Regions from separate parts of the Mus musculus genome. Here region 1 is linked to region 2. The links are chromatin loops, found by intact Hi-C in ENCODE. Cell type or tissue: left cerebral cortex. All regions are shown on one strand. Each heading gives the region's core, and the rest is flanking DNA. Links, peaks and the distances in the headings are about the cores only.

Evidence for each region. Hi-C counts contacts between places; a loop is a spot of excess contacts. Peaks named below come from ENCODE experiments on the same cell type or tissue, not always from the same donor. Only the 100,000 strongest peaks of a DNase experiment are listed, where the experiment ranks them.
Region 1: a loop joins it to region 2, with 8 times the contacts of the local background. A loop is called at or near these places in 41 of 42 quality-filtered maps.

The regions. Positions count from the first base shown.
Region 1 is chr7:97,974,311-97,983,179 of GRCm38, reverse strand. It overlaps Gdpd4 (glycerophosphodiester phosphodiesterase domain containing 4), which reads right to left. Exons shown (of 18, transcript NM_177696.3): 10 at 8,717-8,799; 11 at 207-357. Among named protein-coding and RNA genes, the nearest start is that of Gdpd4, 59 kb to the right of the region's middle. In left cerebral cortex, for the core only: a CTCF peak has its summit at 5,503 (motif pointing right); a DNase peak (open chromatin) is centred at 5,522.
Region 2 is chr7:97,741,357-97,750,225 of GRCm38, reverse strand. No RefSeq gene overlaps it. Among named protein-coding and RNA genes, the nearest start is that of Aqp11, 7.5 kb to the right of the region's middle. In left cerebral cortex, for the core only: CTCF peaks have their summits at 1,980 (motif pointing left), 4,534 and 4,734 (motif pointing left); a DNase peak (open chromatin) is centred at 4,743; H3K4me3 peaks cover 82 bases.

The DNA of each region.
Region 1 (8,869 bases), core at 2,488-7,487, 230 kb before region 2:
GACAAGCAGTAAGGGTTGAGTTTACAAGTGTATTATCAATCTTTCTAGTAAATGCTGACCCATGATACCCTGAAAATGTGACAGCCCTGCTACTAAGCTGGGAGAGACCCCATATGCTTTAATCAGTCTTTGCCTTTTACCTTTCTCTTTAGACACAGGAACCTGAACAGAGGGCTTCACACAAGTTCACAGAGCCAGAGTCCTACCTTTAAGAACCATTTGCCGGCATTCAGAGTTGACAGGAAAGTCCAGTTGAAGTTGGAAGTGTGGTTTCCAGCCGCTGATGGTAGAACCTCTTTGATGTTAGTTGTTCTAGTCAGGTCATAGTCATGCATGAGGAAAGGCACACTATCAAAACTGCAGACAGGAGGGGAAAGAGAGGGAGAAGTACAGAGGATAAACCTAGCTATCATGGCATACACGGCTCCCCAAAGCCCTTCAGGGTGGCAAGCCTTGCAAGGCCTTCTCACATTCCCTCCAATCTCAGCAAAGGACTAAATGCCAGTCAGATGCCACCATTTTCCTGCCCGGGAATCAATTATATATATATATATATAGTGTGTGTGTGTGTGTGTGTGTGTGTTTATACTGGTGGTGCTGGAAGAGTAGCTTCTTATTTAGAAGATTGCTGACATCAGGAATGACCTAAGGGTATAGTGAATGGGAGTGACTATGAGATAGGGTCCCCAGGACCATATTAGACATGTTTCTGTGTGAGTTTTCTGGATTTTTCTGAGCCTTTTCTCAGAGTAGCACCTGTTCCACATTGCACATTGACCTAAAACAAATTCCCGATTTCTCTACTTCCTAGTTGTTCTGTAGAATCCCTAACTTTATTACACTCTCTCTTTCTTTCTCATTAAAATAATCACCAAGAGAATATCTAAAATGGTCATGAGGTATTGAGAGGCTGTTTAGCTTGTCACAGCTATAAAACAGGACAAAATAAAGGGAGTAACTATTAGTCAAAGGACAGCTGGGACTGCAGTATTCTACTTCTGATAAGAGGGAAGCAATTAACTAATCTGTAACATTACACAAGCTACATTCCTGATATTAGTAGAGTTTTGTACAAGAAGGGTGAGCCCAAAGGGACCTAGCCTTCTTGCTGCAATGAGAAGAAAGAGATCAGAGTAGGAAAAGAAAATTGCAATGTATTGAAGAGTCCCATAGAGGATGGAGCTATGCCAAAACAAAGAATAGCTCCTGAGCAGTGCACACAGAGATCTTAAGTCTTACAAAGTGTCAGTCGGCACACAGGAAACTTTTTGGAGCTTAGCAAGAACAACTTTCGGGCTGGTGGCACAGCTCAGTGGAAAAGGTATTCACTGCCCAGCCTGCCAACCTAAGTTCAATCCCCACAACCCATATGGTAGACGGAGAAAACCGGCTGTCCTCTGACCTCTAGATGTGTGTCCATGCACATGCATACATAAACATGCAAGTAAATAAATGCAATAGAAACTTTAGACAAACAACTTTCAAGAAAAGAAAAATTATCAGAATCCCCCAAATGGCAGAACTCACATGAGGTGTGAGTCAGTCGATTCCATTCAACAAGAGAGGAGAGACCTCAGTAATTGCATGGGTATTCGTTACAGATTCGAGAAAGACATACCTTAGAAATGAAGATAACTTAGACCTAGAACAGTGTACATCCACTTAAGTACCTCCATAAGAGTGCTTAAGACCTCTTCAGAGGATCAAACTAGTTAGAAGTACTTCTACTTCATCGACCTGCTAGAAAAAGCCCAACATTCTTTAGGGAAACAACAAAAGTAGCCCCCATCCATGTAAAATTACAATGTCTAGCATGTAATAAAAACTTTGAGATGTAAAGATCCAAGAATATGTCCATATATGCCAGTGAGCTTCTTTGACAGAGACAAACTAAAAAATAACAGTGGATAGGATTAGACAAGGACACTAGATAGTATGGAATAATATTATAAATTTGCAACTAACATGCAAAGTAAACATGAATATAAAATATTTCTGTAGAGCCAACTTTGGTGGGATAAAACATGCAGGAGGTTGAAGCAGGTGATGTCTAGTTTAAACCTTGTCTACAGGTAGTGTGTGTGTGTGTGTTATAAGAAGAAATTGAAATTCTGGTGATGAAAACTATAGTAATTAGATAAAAATCCTGCTGGATAAAATTTACAACTATGGTTGGAGAGTGGCCCAGTTGGTAAAGTACTTGCTATGCAAGCATGAGAACCTAAGTTAAGATCCTAGCACCCACATAAAACCTGGACACAGCACACATTTGTAACTCCAGCACTAGGAAGTAGAGACAGGTAGATCTTGAGGGCTCCCTGGCCATCCATTCTAATCTAGATAATGAGATCCAAGTTCAATGAGAGATTCTGTGTGAGGCAGGGGTGCAAAGAATGAGAGAGAAAGGTATGCCAATGCCAACTTCTGCTCTCTACATGTGCCCACACATATGAACACTTCTATTACTGCCACACACAAATATGTAACAGGTCATTCAAAGAGCAGGGGATTTGAAAATGGAGCAATACACTGAAACACAGAACCCAGAAGCTCTGGCCCTCAAAGCCAGGAATGGCTTATCATTCAGCTCCCGAGTTCTAGGAATAAAACATGAGCCACCACACCTGGCTATCCATGCTATTTTTATTACCATAGCATAGTAATAGATTTTGAAGATCCATAGTATAATTCCTTCTAGTTTGTTCTTTTTCCTCCAAACTGTTGTTTATGGTTTTTTAGTAGTCTCATACAATTTTAAAACTCTTTTTTCTAGGTCTGTGAAAACTGTCATTGATCTGTTGACAAGGATCACACAAATCCATAGAGTCCTTTGGGTACTATGGATGTTTTAATAGCACAGAGTCTCCCATTTCACAAATCTAGGACATGTTTATGTTTTGTGTGTCTTTCCATTTCTTCACCAATGTTCTATAGGTTTTAGGGGACTGAGATCTTTTATCTTTTCAAACATATTCCCAAGTGTTATATTGCTTTGCATCTAGTATAAATGAAAATGTTTTCTTGATTTTGTTTGTTTGTTTGTTTGAGAGAGGGTCTTACTATGTAGTGCAAGGTGACCTTGAACTCATGATTCTCCTACCTCTGCCTTTCAAGGCTGGGATTTTAAGTATGTATTACCATGCCCAGATCTTGATGTCACATTTCTTTTGTGTGTGTGTGAGTGTGTGTATGTGTGTGTGCGCACAAGTAAGTCATCCCATGCATTCATGTGTGGATGGCAGAGGTTGGTGTCAGGTATCTTCCTCTATCTCTTTCCATCTTACTCATTGAAATAGGGTCTCTTACAAAAACCTGGAGATCACCAACTAGCAAGACCTGCTAGCACATGGGAACCTTCCTATCTCTGTTCCCTCAGCATTGGGGATACAAATGTGTGATACCATGTCTAGCTTTTATTTGGGTGCTGGAAATTAGAGCTTTGGTCTTCATGCTTACACAACAAACACTTTACCTATTCCAGCCCCCACCTCTTGATTTCTACCTATCTTGATTTCTATCTCTTGATAACTGACCACTTACTAGCCATAGCAATGCTACTATTGATTGAGTGTGGTGCTAGGAACCCCACAATTGGACCTAGGACCTCACAAATACAAACTCTCAGTATTACAGATTTCTGTGTGCTGAGTTTGTATTTTGCAATTTTGTGGAAGAAAGGAAGGTAGTTAGAAAAAATACATAATATGCTTTCTATTTTTAAAAATGTGTTAAGATTTGTTTTATGTCTTATCATATGATTTATGATTTATCTTAAATGTTGTTGTGTTGAATGTGTTGTTAAGAAGAATCTATGTTCTGAAGCTATTTGATATCATGTTCTATAGATGTCTGTTGGGAACATTTGGTGTTGAGCACAACTTAACTCTGTCATTTCTTTATTGACTCTCTCTGGATTATCATCCATTGTTGGTAATGCAAACTAGAATTCTTACTATTATGGTATTGGTGTCTATATATACCTTTAGGCCTATTAATATTTGTCTTATTATTTGGGCTGGTCCTCCGACATCAGTCAATTATTAGTTGAGGAAATGCCCTACAGACTGGCCTCCAGGCCAATCCTATGAAAATGATTTCTCAATTAAATCCCATCTTCCAAGTTATGTCTAGGTTTATGTCAAGTTGTGGCAACCCAACTTTCACAAAGACAAATGCTAGTATCTCCATTTTTTCTGCTTTCTGGCTCAGGATAAAGTAGCCAGCTCTACTGTGTTCTCCCTGTCATCATGGATGGAATCCCCCCATAACAGTGAGTCCCAAACCAAATCTTTCCTTCTCCAGGCCACTTGGGCCAGGTATTGGTCTCAGTGATGAGGAAAGCAACTAATACATTCACATTGGCTGTGATCAAAGTGGTTCCGTGGAGAACCTTTAACTCCTAGAACTCACATGCACCTCTCCTGGTCCACAACGATATGTCTGTCTGTCTTAGGTACTCAGGGAACACTTGTTGTGATCGTTGTGTGGCTCCAGAAAGACCACACCAGACCAAACAGTTCCACTTGAGGTTTATTGAGAGAGAAAAGGGCAAGGTGGCAGCAGAAAGGGAAGGGGGAAAGAAAGAGGGAGATCAGAGGGGTCTTCCTTTTAAATATAGATATTGACGTAGCCACAGGTAATGATGGGAGGTGAGTCAAGTGGATTCTGGGAATACGATGGCTGTTGCCTTGGCAAAGGGTGTGTGGGTCACGCTGTTGCCTAGATGTGATGTCAGGGGTCCTGATACCAACACTTATTACTTTGAGGATATCCTTTTTGCCTTTTGAAAGTTTGACATCGTCATGCTTTGGGGCAGGTTTTGTTGAGTGATTAGTGACCTCTGACTTTCCTGTCCCTGGATATTTGTTTCCTCCTGAGGATTTGGAAGTTTCCATTTTCATCACTAACTTTCTGACGAGTTGCATATCCACGTGGAATTACTAAATCCCTCTTGAAACCCAACAGATTGAATCTTTGCTCTTCTAATTCTACTCTAAAGCTGTTCAAGTATTCTTCATGCTTTATATTCTTTTTTCTCTCCAATTATGGTTTCAAATAGCCTGTTTCTGAGTTCATTACTTCTTTCCTGTATTGGTCTCTTCTATCTCCTAGATTTTTAATGACTTACTGTGTCATTTCAGCTCAACTAAGCTTTATTTTTAAAAAATGCTTCCATTGCTGTCAAGTTTCTCTGAGTACTGAATCATTCTGTTTTCTTTTGAAGGTCATCAAGTTTCTTTAAAACGTCTTAAGTTCACTATCAAAGACTATACTAGTTACCATTTGTTCACCTCCTGGTACCTTATTTCAACTGTCAGGTGAGGTTATAGTTCCATGAACATCCCTGATGCTTATTAGTGTGTGATGTAGTTGCTTCAGTTTTTGTACTCTGGCTTTGTGCTTACTTTTCTAGAAAGTCTATGCAGGCTATGTGTTTTCTGTTGGTCTATAGTAATTTCTGCAGCCATGTGTGCTGGAGTCACTGCAGGAGCACTGCCACTGTTTCAGCACTAGAGGGTGGTCCAAGCCCACGCTTACTTCAAATCCCCAGATGCTAATTTGCTCATGGAGTGAACTAGAGAAGTATCTAAACCTCTGCAGAGAGTTATATTAGTCTGAACAATTTCACCCACAGTCACCAGGAGGTATTTAGACACTGAAGACTCTGCCCTCTCTGGATATAAGTACCATGGAGGGACCAGCCCCAGGCCTCTATGCCATTCTAATATAGGGCCACCAAAACTGCAACACTGTCACACTCACAGCAGACAGACTGTCAAGAATTGAATTCTACACTGTTGTTGACTGCCTACTGCTAACTCATAGCCAGAGTCTGCTGCAATCAGTCACAGGTGGCACTGGGAAGGAAAAAAAAAAACCAATAAACCAGGGCTGTTGTAGAGGGCCTTTCCACAGATAGGCCTGAGGACAGGGACTGTTAGGGTTCTGACCAGTGTGAGGTTTCATACATCCAGTATTAATCTCCAAGGCAAAGTCCTATGCTTGTTACCACATCCTCTCCACAGCATAGTCTTGCTATCCAAGTTGGGATAGTGTTAATGTACTCCATCCCAACTTACGATCCAGCCTTGGTGGCTCACCTCTGGTAGTACAGCTTTCTCTGCCCCGTACTTGCAGATGGACCCCTCTACATCTGCCCTGTCACCAGTGACGTGTACTCAAAAGCTAATAAGTCATAACTGAGTTTTCCATTAGGACCTGCAAAGCTTCAGGGGTATATCCAGGCTCGCACTACAGCTGCTGGTGAATCAAGCCAGAAGACAAATGTATCCCACTGGGATATAGATCTAGGGAAATTCTAAAATCTCCATCTCTGAGGACTAGCCGAGGAATACCTGTGCTGCCCAAGGCTTGGCAACAGGTAGCACAGGAAGTCTTTAAGCTGCCAAGGCTGATGCACTTGAATCTCACAGGGCCCTGCATGGGCTGGGTGTTTGGGAGTGGGAGTGAACAAGCCCAACCCAAGGCTGATAATGGACTGGGCCAAAACTTGAGTCTGTCCGGATTCTGAGGTCTCTCTGACTGAGGCTCAAGCATACCTAGAGGCTCTGTCTAAGACCTCAGCAGGATGGGTGTTTAGTTTCTACCTGACGCAGGTCTTCTCCAAAGTAGGCAAAGTCCTGTGGTAGCTTTTGTGCTTTGCTCCCAGAAAGTAGAATCTTGCTTTCTTCTCTGCTAGTCAACATTGGGAGAGAGGTGGTAGAGGTAATCCGGTAGCTAGTTAACACAATTCTAGTAGTTCAGTAGTCATGAGTGTTGGTCTGAGGACAGGGTCTACAGGCACCTGACAGGCCTGACGTTGGATTTGAGGTCTAAGTCCTGTACTTGATTCTCTCCTCCCATCACTCCCTCTTCTCTCTCCATGCTTCTGAGAATTGAAGGAAGGCTGATTGGCAATTCTTTTCTTCCTGCTTCTTCAATAAATCCTTCCTTATTATTTTACTAAAACCAGGCAGTATGGTCCCTTCCCTGGCTTTCTTGGCTCTTGTAAATGAATAGCTGTTCAAAAGGGTATGTCTATGGTAAGATTATCATTAGAGGATTTGAATCAGATTTGCCATCTTGCTCTCTCCTAAGACATTCAGATAGATGAGTAATGCTAGTACTACTCATATTTTCCTAATATCTAATGAAGTTGAAAAGATGTGCACTTATGAACTTGTTACCTGTATATCTTCTAGTATAAAATATCTATACATGGCTTTTTGCTAATTTGCTAAGTGGTTCACTTATTTTTAATAATACTTTACACTACTGTAATGTTTTTTTTTCATTTTAATCTTTGAATTTATTTTCTAGAATTTCTTACATGAGTACTATATTTACATAATTTCCACTACTTTCTGTCCCTGCTCCAACTCCTGTTGTATGCCCTCATTCATGACCTCTACTTCTATAAACATTATTGACATATATAAAAATAAACAAACTAAGTCTATTTGGTGTTGGTCATATATGCATGTGTTTAGGGACCACCTAGGGTTGGGTGACCTATCAAAAAGCTTGTCCCTGGAGAAAACAGATTCTCCCACTCTCAGTGACCATTGATTACCTATAGATAGGTGGGGCCCAAACGCTTCAGAAAGTAAACAAATGAAGTTATAATTACTGAAATATAAAATAGGACTAAGAAGACAAATAGCAAAAAGGCAATAAATTGATGGTTATCAACACACACTTTTTAATAATAACTTTAAATATTAATGGCCTTAATTCTCCAATCAAAAGATCAAAAGTTAGATGAACAGATGGAAAAACAAAATCCATATTTTTGTTATCTATAAGGAACTCTTTTTGTCTTCAAGAACAGGTATCATCTTAGAGGTTACCTTCCAAGGGAAAGTCACATTCTCTCAAATGTGACAACCTGATTTTGATCTCTGGGGTCCACATGATGGAAAGGAAGAACCAACTCCATCCTATGGCCTCGGTTACTACACACCATGGCACACATGTATACATGCTTAAGCAAACAAACAAATACAAAGAAACAAATCAACAACAACAACAAAAATCAATAAGCCACCTAGCCTCTGACACCCTGACTTTCCACTACACATTTATGGGTCTCTGTGACTTGTTTATTGCTCATTAATATACCTTCAAATAGGTTGATGCTTTTGTCTGGAATGACTTCATCTCTGGTTAGTAGAATATTTTCCTTTAAGGTTAACCCACACATAACTTTGAGCATATAGATGATTTCTTTCACAGAATAGGAAGTATCCTTCTCCTTCACTGAGGCTCCCTTGCACTTGATTTAGTCTTCTCTGAAAGGCTTGTTATCACAAATGGCCTTGTTCTGTGCTCACCTGTAACTATGCCACATCTCCTTCACCCCAGGAAGGTACAGATGACTGTATCTCACTCAACTGCGTCTCCTGAACACTCAGAAGGCAGCCTAGAATATAGCAGATATCTAGGGAATGTTAATGAGTAAGTCCTGAGTTTGGGTTAGTGGTTTACACTGGAAAACCACTTGAATTGCATGTGGTTTGTGAGCTTTTGGTAAAGAAGACAGAGGTAAAGGAATATATTTTATAAGGGAGACATGGTTAATATATATGGCATGTGCAAATATGCTATTCAAACATGGAGGAAACTCTTCAAGGCTTATTCTCTTTACACCTTGAGCCAACTGGTCCTATCCCCTGACATTGGACAAATCCCCTCTTCCACTCTACCCTAGTCCTACCTTAAGTATATATCTGTCTCCAGGCCAGAAACATCTAATTCAACAGCCTTCTCAAAGGACATCATGGTATTCTCTGGCGCCAACTATGGAAGAAAGGGGACATTAATCCCTATGCCTTAGAGTCGTTCCTCCCAACATTTCTTTTGTGGTAGG
Region 2 (8,869 bases), core at 1,953-6,952:
GGACTTGGGCTAGAATACCTGAAAGGAAATTTTAAGCTAAAGTGTATATGGCACATGACTGGAGGGGACCATGACTTGAGTTGCCTTGGGGATCAGGTGGGAGGCTCATAGCTGTGGTGGTTTTGTGGTTAGGCAGCTCTGTATCCTGCCTCCAGCTTTAACCACTCACTGGACGTTAGTTAGGGAGTCCTTGCTCAAGTTACAGGAGCTCTAAAGCCCAGCCTCCTCATGGGTAAAACGGAGATGTCCACGGGCTATGTCACAGATGTTCATAAGACAGAATTCATACCAGGCATTTAAAGCAGGCAGATGTGCCCTGTCTAAGAAGCAGATTATATCCAACAAATGCTAGGCTCCTTCATGTGTGAAAGTGAACAGACCTGAGACGAAATTCACCAACAGGTCTTTGACAATCCCTCTGACTTTCTGACTGCCGAGTGCAGACCAACACACTATAGTCTCCAATGACGTGTGTGTATATGTGGATGACGTGATCACCATCTCCAGGTCCCTAGAGGAAGGCATGTGGGTTTCATCTACATGTAAAAAGAATAAATTAGGAGCAGGAAGTGTATCGGAGATCCTCTCTATTTATTTACCTATAGTTAGTTTTAAAAAATCTCTTTAAAACTCATCTTTTTATTCTTAAACAGTCATACATTTGCATAAAGTACTTTCTCGGACCCGCCCCCTCCACCCCTTCCCGCCCTCCTACTGCCTGTTGACTGCTTTCATCTTCCCAAGTCCCTCCGGTACTTCTGAGCCTTTTTGTTTGCTTTACTTTGGGTCTGGAGCCACGCTGTGTTCAGTCAGGGTTGCTTGCAGGAGCACGGGGCGGGGTTGTGGACCATGCACAACTAACCAGTGTCAACACCCCTGAAAAAACACGACTTGCTCTCCCCAGTCCCTTCTAATTTCCTTTAAGATCTATGTCTTTTACTTTATGTGTATGAGTGTCCTGTCTGCATGTGTGCCGAGGCGGTCAGACAATGGATCAGGTCCTCTAGAACCGGGGTTACCGGTGGTTGTGAGCAACCACTGTGTGCTGGGAACCTAGGTTCTCCTCTGAGCCATCTCCCCAGCCCTAGTTAGATACTTAGAAAGAGGATCTCACTGTGTAACTCTGGCTGGCCTGAAATTCACAGAGCTCTTCCTGTCTCTATTTCCTGAGTGCTGGAACCAAAGGCTTGCGCCCACACTGAGCTCCTTTTACTTTTACTTTCTAAATTAGAGAACGTGGACGCTGCTTCACAAAGTGTCCCGCTACAGCCGTGCACACAGGAGAGTTCCCCCAACAATGTACACAATCCCAGTCTCCAGGTCTTTGAGTTCTGTTGGAAACAAAACAAAACAAAACAAAAACAAAAACAAACCACCACCACCCCACAACAACAATAACAAAAAAACCACAAATGCCTTCCCCTGCACCCATAGGCCCGAGACAGAGCTTGGCAGGGATGCAGTGTGGCTGGCTTCCCCAAGGGTGCACAAGCTCTAGATCCAGAAGGAGGAGGCATTGTGCAGAAGAGCCCGGAGCAGCAGCCAGGCTTCCTTCGCACCAGCAACATCCCTGCTCCTCAAAGTTGTGACAGCCGGGAGTGGGGGTGGGTGGGTATGAGGGACTTTTGGTATAGCATTGGAAATGTAAATGAGCTAAATACCTAATAAAAAATGGAAATAAATAAATAAATAAATAAATAAATAAATAAATAAGTTGTGACAGCCTTCCCCAGGCCCAGGCTCACTAAGTTTTGGAGGCTACAAGGTAGCAGTCACCATAAAATCAACAGTAGTGTTCTCCGTCAAGCCGTGCAAACAGAAGAGGTTCTCCCAACGCGGGTGGATCCTGACCACCGGCCTCTGGCGGGACAGAATGTTCTGGTGGCCAGGCCGCAGAGAAAAGTCTGGCTTTGTGTTGTACAAGGAGGAAAATTCCTACTGCGGTTGGACGCAGCTCACTCTGAGCTAGGGTATCGCCTGCCACCTAGCGGCTCGCTCGCGGAAGAGGGCATGTTTCCACGAAAGCAAGGCCAAAAAGTTCGGTTCACGTTTTTTTTTTTGTTTGTTTGTTTTGTTTTGTTTTGTTTTTTTGTTTGTTTGTTTGTTTTTTTTAACACCTCCCGGGCTGCCAGGATCCCCCTTCTCAGGACAATGCCAAGGCTGGAGCCTTACAAAATACCGAGTACTAGTGTCTTTTTAGTATAGTTCGTCACTCTCCCACAGCTCCACCTGCTAGAAAGAAATGCAGAGAGAGCAGCGAGAGGAAGCTCCCGTTCAGCCATGGAAAGAGATCAAGTCACATACAGGACTAATGTGGGTGACAGAGACCATGGAACTGGAGTCAGTAAAGAGATCCTGGAAGGCGTGCGCGTGTGCGTGTGTGTGTGTGTGTGTGTGTGTGTGTGTGTGTGTGTACACGCACGCTTTTATTTTGTTTTGTTTTTAACTCCTAAAACTATTATTTCATTATGTTCATTATGTTTTTATGTGTATGGGTATTTGCCTGCATATATGTCTTGTGTATCAGATGTGTGCCTGGTGCCCTTGGAGGCCAGAAGAGGGCATCTGACCTCTTGAAACTGGAATTACAGATAATTGTGAGCCGTCATGTGAGTTCTGGGAATCAACCCCAAATCCTCTGTAAGAGCAGCCATTGCTCTTAACTGCTGAGTTCTCTCTCCACTGAATGCAGGCACCTCCTTATCTCTGAGTTATGACTGGTTCTGTAAGATGGGGAAGGTGGATGGTGGTGAATACAGCCCAAAAGCCTGGGTTTTCAGAGTCGGCCTTCATCCAGCACTGTACTGGCTTCTCTGGCTGGAACTCGGCTAGCCTCCTGGATTCTCTGAACAGTGGCTTCTGCCTCTTGCTTCACCTTTGACCTTCCTCTGCTTTCCACAGGGCCCTCACACCTCCCATGAATGCTGATATATTCAAGTAACGTGTTCTGTGGTTTACTCAGTGTTTGGCACATGATAAGCACTGGAGTCACAGCTTGTACTGCTGTGGGTTAGACAACAGATGGACCTGGCCTGGAGGCTCAGCAGAGAACCAGGGACTGCTCTGTGCACTAAGTCAGCCCAAGGCTTTGAGTCGGCCATTTTTGTTTGCATTCTTAATTTTGTGTCACTGGATAAACTGTGTCCATCCTTTGAGCCTCCTCAGCATGTCAGGATAGAAGAATATTCCTCTATCCTGCATTCATAGTAGAGCCATCTAGGGAAGTAGTTCTCACCCTGTGGGTCTCGACCCCTCTGGATTTCCATACCATACATCCTACGTATCAGATATTTACATTATGGTTCACAACAGTAGCAAAATTACACTTATGAAGTAGCCGGAAGTAGCCACAGAAATAATTTTGTGGTGGGGGTGTGTGTCACCATAATATTAAAGGGTTACAACTCCAAGGAAGAAAGGAAACATAGCTCATAGCTTATATACATAAGGCCACAGCTTCCATCCCAGCACCTAAGAACCAAAACAAAAAGCTAAGAATTCTCTCACACCCCATACCCACTAAATCAGAGCCTCTGGGACTGGGACCAGATAAATTGCAGGTTTTTTTTAAAGCTTCCCACGTGATTCCAAAGTACATCCAAGGTTGAGGAACAATAGATGGGCTAATCGTTGAGGCTCTCAAATGATAGAAAAAAAAAACCCCAATAAACAAAAATCACATGAGTAATTACTAAAGATGCAGCCATTGCTCGTTGAGTAATAAGACAAATACTGCATCAAGAGTTCTGAGTGCGGTGTGCAACATGCCCAATTAACCTAGGGAATTGAGAGTGTGGCTGTATATGTGTGTGCACGCACACATGCGCACACTGTAGTGCGCCTGTGGAGAGCCGAGAACAGCTCCATGGAGTCTGTTCTCTCCTTTCACCTGATGAGCACTCAGGAGATCAAATTCAGGTGGCCAGTCTTTGAGGTAAGCAGCTTCCCGGGGAACCCCTGTCCCAAGGGGTGTGCGGGAGCTCTGGGCGTTCAGGCCTCCATCGTGTCCTGAGCGGAGAGTCAGTGGCCATGGCTTATTCTGTGTCAGTCTCTCATGACATTGAAAGACATTTGTGTTTTGTTTACTCCTGCTTGCTTGGTGTCAAATGTCAAGATGCTAAAACTTACAACAGTGTCAACTATTTCTGTGAACTGTTTCAGACCAACTAGTTCTGGTAAAAAAAAAAAAAAATCAAAGATAGACTATAACTGATAAATTTTTAGCATTGTTTTTGTTTTGGCTTTTTAAAAAAACATTTATATTTATTTATGGTATGTGTTAGTGTGCTTGCCTATCTGTCTGTCTGAGTGCATGTAAGGGGGGTGGGAGGGCTGGGGGGCAGTCAGCTACCAGAAGAGAGTGTTGGATTCCCTGCAGCTGGTGTTACAGGCGATTGTGAGATGCCTAGTGTGGGTGCAAGGAGCCAGACTCCGGTCTCTGCGAGAGAACCACACGAACGCTCTTAACTGTTGAGCCAGCGGTTCTCTGCCTTGCTTTGGCAGGGTCTTGTTGTGTGTCCCTGGATGGCCTGGAATTCATTATGTAGACCAGGATGACCTTGTGGCATATCTTTGACCTCTGCCTTCTGAATGCTGGAGTTACAGCATTGTATCCCGTTTATTTACTACATTTATACTGGAAAAAAAAAACAAAGCAAACAAACAAAAAAACAAACAAAAAAAACCTGTGTGGCCACTGAAGGAATGAGTGTGTGTGCTGCCACCTTGTGGTAGAATGTGCCACACACAGTCCTACCTAAGAAGGCTGGCTGGTAATTGGCCCTGGGGCCTGACCATGTTTCTGTGGCCTCTGTATCCTTAGCACCCGTTTTGTTTTTCCTAATACGAAGCAAAAGGAATTGATATCAGTAGCATGAGAAAGACAAGATATCAAGACTCAACTCTAATGCAATACAGCTTTGTTCCCTTTCCTTGTGTTTACTGATGGCCCGTGCCCATTGTCAAGGTACTATACTATCCACGGTAAAAAGTGTGTGTGCGAGTGCGTGCATGCGTGCGTGTGCGTGTTCGTGTATTCAAGGGCACTCACGTCACAGCACATGTGTGGAGGTTAAAGAACAACTCTCTTGAGTCATTTCTCTCCTCTCAGTTTACGTGGATTATAGGGATCAACTAGGGTCACCAGCTTACCAATTTTGATACAAGCCTTTTACCCATTGAGCCATCTTGTAGGCCCTGAGGTTTTTGTTTGTTTGTTTGTTTGTTTGTTTTTATTTTGTTTTAATGGGGACAATACTTACCTCATGGTATTGTGTGGTGGTTTTGTTTGTTTTTCTTTTTGAAGTGCCGTGGGTCACACCCAGGGCCTTATGTGTGTTGGGCAAATGTTTTACCACTGAGCTGTACCCCAACCCTCACGGGGTTGTTATAAAGGTAGAAGACATAGCTAAATTCTGGAAAGTTGTTAGCATGTGATAAATGTGACCAGGGATGATTCAGACCTTGCTGCCACTGTGAATGAGACCACCTGGATGGTTCTATTGTTCTGTCACCTGCCACTGCTCTTCTCTAAGACACCGCTTCTGCTGAGAGGTTGAACCTGTCTTCCTGAGAGAGCTGACAGCCTGTGGAACTGGCGACCTAATGCTAACAGCTCTGGCAGACTAGTGCTAACAACTTAGCAACAAAGCATCAAGAAGCCTGGCTTGGCAGGGAGATGGGCCTCCTCCCTTTATAAGCACAGACTCTTAGTAATTATTGGGCCTTGATCTGAAATCTCAGGAACCCAGTTCGTGTGGCCGAGGGCGGCTACAACCTGTACTGTCACAGCACTGACGTGAACACCTCCCACTGGGCTTTGCTGTGCTGTCCCAGTGCATAGGGCACTGTGTGTCCGTTCCCCAGGTTCTGCTCATGTCCCATCTCTGACCGTTTCCTGCATTCCCTGGTGGACCACCAGACCTCTTCTCTCTGCCTCAGTGTCCCCTGTACTTTTCCTTGTTCTTCTCCACCTACCCTCCTCCTCCCAGTCGCCACTCCCTTAGCCTGAGAGTCCCCTCACAAACTTCGGTGTCAGCATTTTCCTTACCTTCTTGGTTTCCACATGACCGTACAACAGCACCAACACAAACCGAAGTCACTCTTTAGCTGCGACAGTAGTCAGCTTAAAGAACAAAACATAAGAGCCCCCCCACCCCCCCGCGCGCTCTCCCTGAAATCTTAATGGTATCTCTTCCCTGTCCCTCAGGGGCCCTTTTTGCTGTTGTTGTCACTGTAATTTTACATGTTGTTGTTTGAGACAGGTTCTCAATATGACCCCTTGGCCAGCCTTGAGCTTGCAAGATCCACTTTGCTGCCTCTGGAGTGCTACTAACTTGGCCTCTTTTGTACTCTATTTTAACTTTCTGATCTGTCTTCTATAGTATAAAAGAACAAAGAAGGTCTTTGATGTTGTTTCACTAAAGCTAAGATGTCTTAGTTATTAATGTCACTCTGGAGGGGTGATAGTGATTTCCTGGCTCTGAAAAGAGAAAGATTGATTTAGTTGCTGTAAAATGTTCAACATCAGGTGTGATTTGTGACCCCTTCGGAGAGTAGAATGAATGACCCTTTCACAGGGGTTGGCCTAAGACCATGGGAAGGCACAGACATTTATATTACGGTTCATAACAGTAGCAAAATTACAGTTACAAAGTAGCAACAAAAATAATTTTATGGTTGGGGTCCCCACAACAGTATTAAAGGGTCACAGCATTAGGAAGGTTGAGAACCACTGCTCTAAAGGTTTATGCTATACAGACAAATATATCCACGTCTTTCCACGATGTCAGAATTTGTTAAATAACAATAAATGCACAAGATTTTTGTTGATTTTGTTGGCTACAATTTGCCAAGTAGCCTGAATTTCTCTTGATAGCTGGCTGTTGGCAAACAAGAGGTTTTTTTTTTTTTTATTCCACATATTTACTTATTTTTGAAACCGTGTCTCATGTAGCCAAAGATGACCTTCAACTTGTGATACTTCTACTTCAAGTGCTGGGATTATAGTTGTGGTATACAGTTATATACCACCATGCCTGTTATACTTGAAATTAATTACTCCTACAAACTCTCAAATCATACATTAAACATCGCAGTGATTGTATCTATATCTGTGTATATACATAGGTTATAACATGGGCTGGAAAGGGGTTTAAAGGACCTCAGTTCATCAAAGGGTTCCAAGAGGCCTTACTAGAAGCAGAGGCAGAGAGCTGATACAGGCAGTCACGGGAGGGGGTTAGACTACACACCCACCTGGAGAGCTCATGGTAGCACACAACGCCACAAAGCTGAGCCGCCCAGAAGCAGAAGCATGGAGGACAGGTACAGGACTAGGTGCAGAGAGATGAGCAGATGGAGAGGTGGACAGACAGCAATACTAGTGGGCTGCATCAAGCAGTGGCTACCAAGTTGAGGGGAAGTTTGAGACAGTAAGGAGCAAGGAGCTCTCTGCCTGTCAGTCCCTGGTCCCGTACACCAAGCAGTTAGATGACAGGTTGACAGGGCTGTTGTTACTGATGTGTTCAGTGCCCTCTGGTAAGTCCTAGTTTATATGGTTCTAAAGACTTATTTCTGAGTATTGTGTGTGTGTCCTTTGTGTGCAGGAGCCCATGGAGAGCAGAAGAGGGTCTGGGAAGCCCTAGACCTGGAGTTACAGGTAGTGTTGAGCTCTGACTACTGAGCCATCTCTCCAGCTCTCTAATATGGTTTTACTATGCCCATGGGCTAATATGTTTCCACTTTGTTTATAGTTGACATCTTTTAAGAAGAAATTATTAGGCTGGGTGTGGTAGCACACACCTTTAATCCCAGCACTCAGGAGGCAGAGGCAGGTAGATCTGTGTGAGTTTGAGGTCAGCCTGGTCTATAACAGTTCCAGGACAGCCAGCTACGTAAGAGAGAAAAAATGAAAAAAGAATAAATGTTTAGAGGCCAGAGCAATGGCTCAGTGGTAAAGTGTTACTTCCTGTTCTTACTGGGATGTGGGTTTAATTCCCAGGACCCACACAGAGGCTTACAACCATCCACACCTCCCACTCCAGGGATCTGATGCCTCCTACAGGCAGGCAAGCATTCATCGACATAACATAAAGATAAATATTTTAAAGAAAGGCTTATCAGTGTGTGCCTCATGGTTGTTGCTGGACAGGTCTGTGGATATGAGGTTCAGAGCCATTCACTTCTCTATTTGCCCTCAAAATGGAGCCCAATGGAGCTTAGAGATGCAGCCACCCAGGACAAAGCACAGCCTGAAAGCCATTGTTTTACCCAGCAGGGAATAGCTCAGAACAGGGCTCAGCCTCACAGGCACCATTTGCTTGGCTCTTGCTTCCTAACTGAAGCAATGTCCTAAGTCTACTTAATGACAATGCATATTGTGATGATTTTTAAAGCCTTATCAAAGTTCAAAAGACAGATTTTCTATCTGGCTCTTACTAACAAAACTGACTTATTAGCACAGCAGGAAATGGACACACATGTGTTAACTAATCTCCAATTGAGTTCTGATGAACTAGGATTGGTGAAAGGGTCACACTCACAGGACTGGTTTTAAAGCAATCTCTCCAAACAGTAATGGCTAAGAAATGGCTTTAACTTACCTTAGATTCTTTTGCTTGACATAGACAAAGAGAAAGGGCTTCATTTCTCTACAAACTTTATATTTTATGAAATAACTTTTTTTTTTTTTGACTATTGGCACCACAGAAATCTTAGCATTAAAAAGGAATTTTCCTTCAAATTTGAGGCAATCCTACCTCGGGCACCAGCATGGTAGGGTAACAGATGCGAGCTACAGTCTGGGAATCTTCATAAGGTTATAAAAGGGACAGTTGAGCCTGGGAAATGAGACTGGACTGTGCAGAAG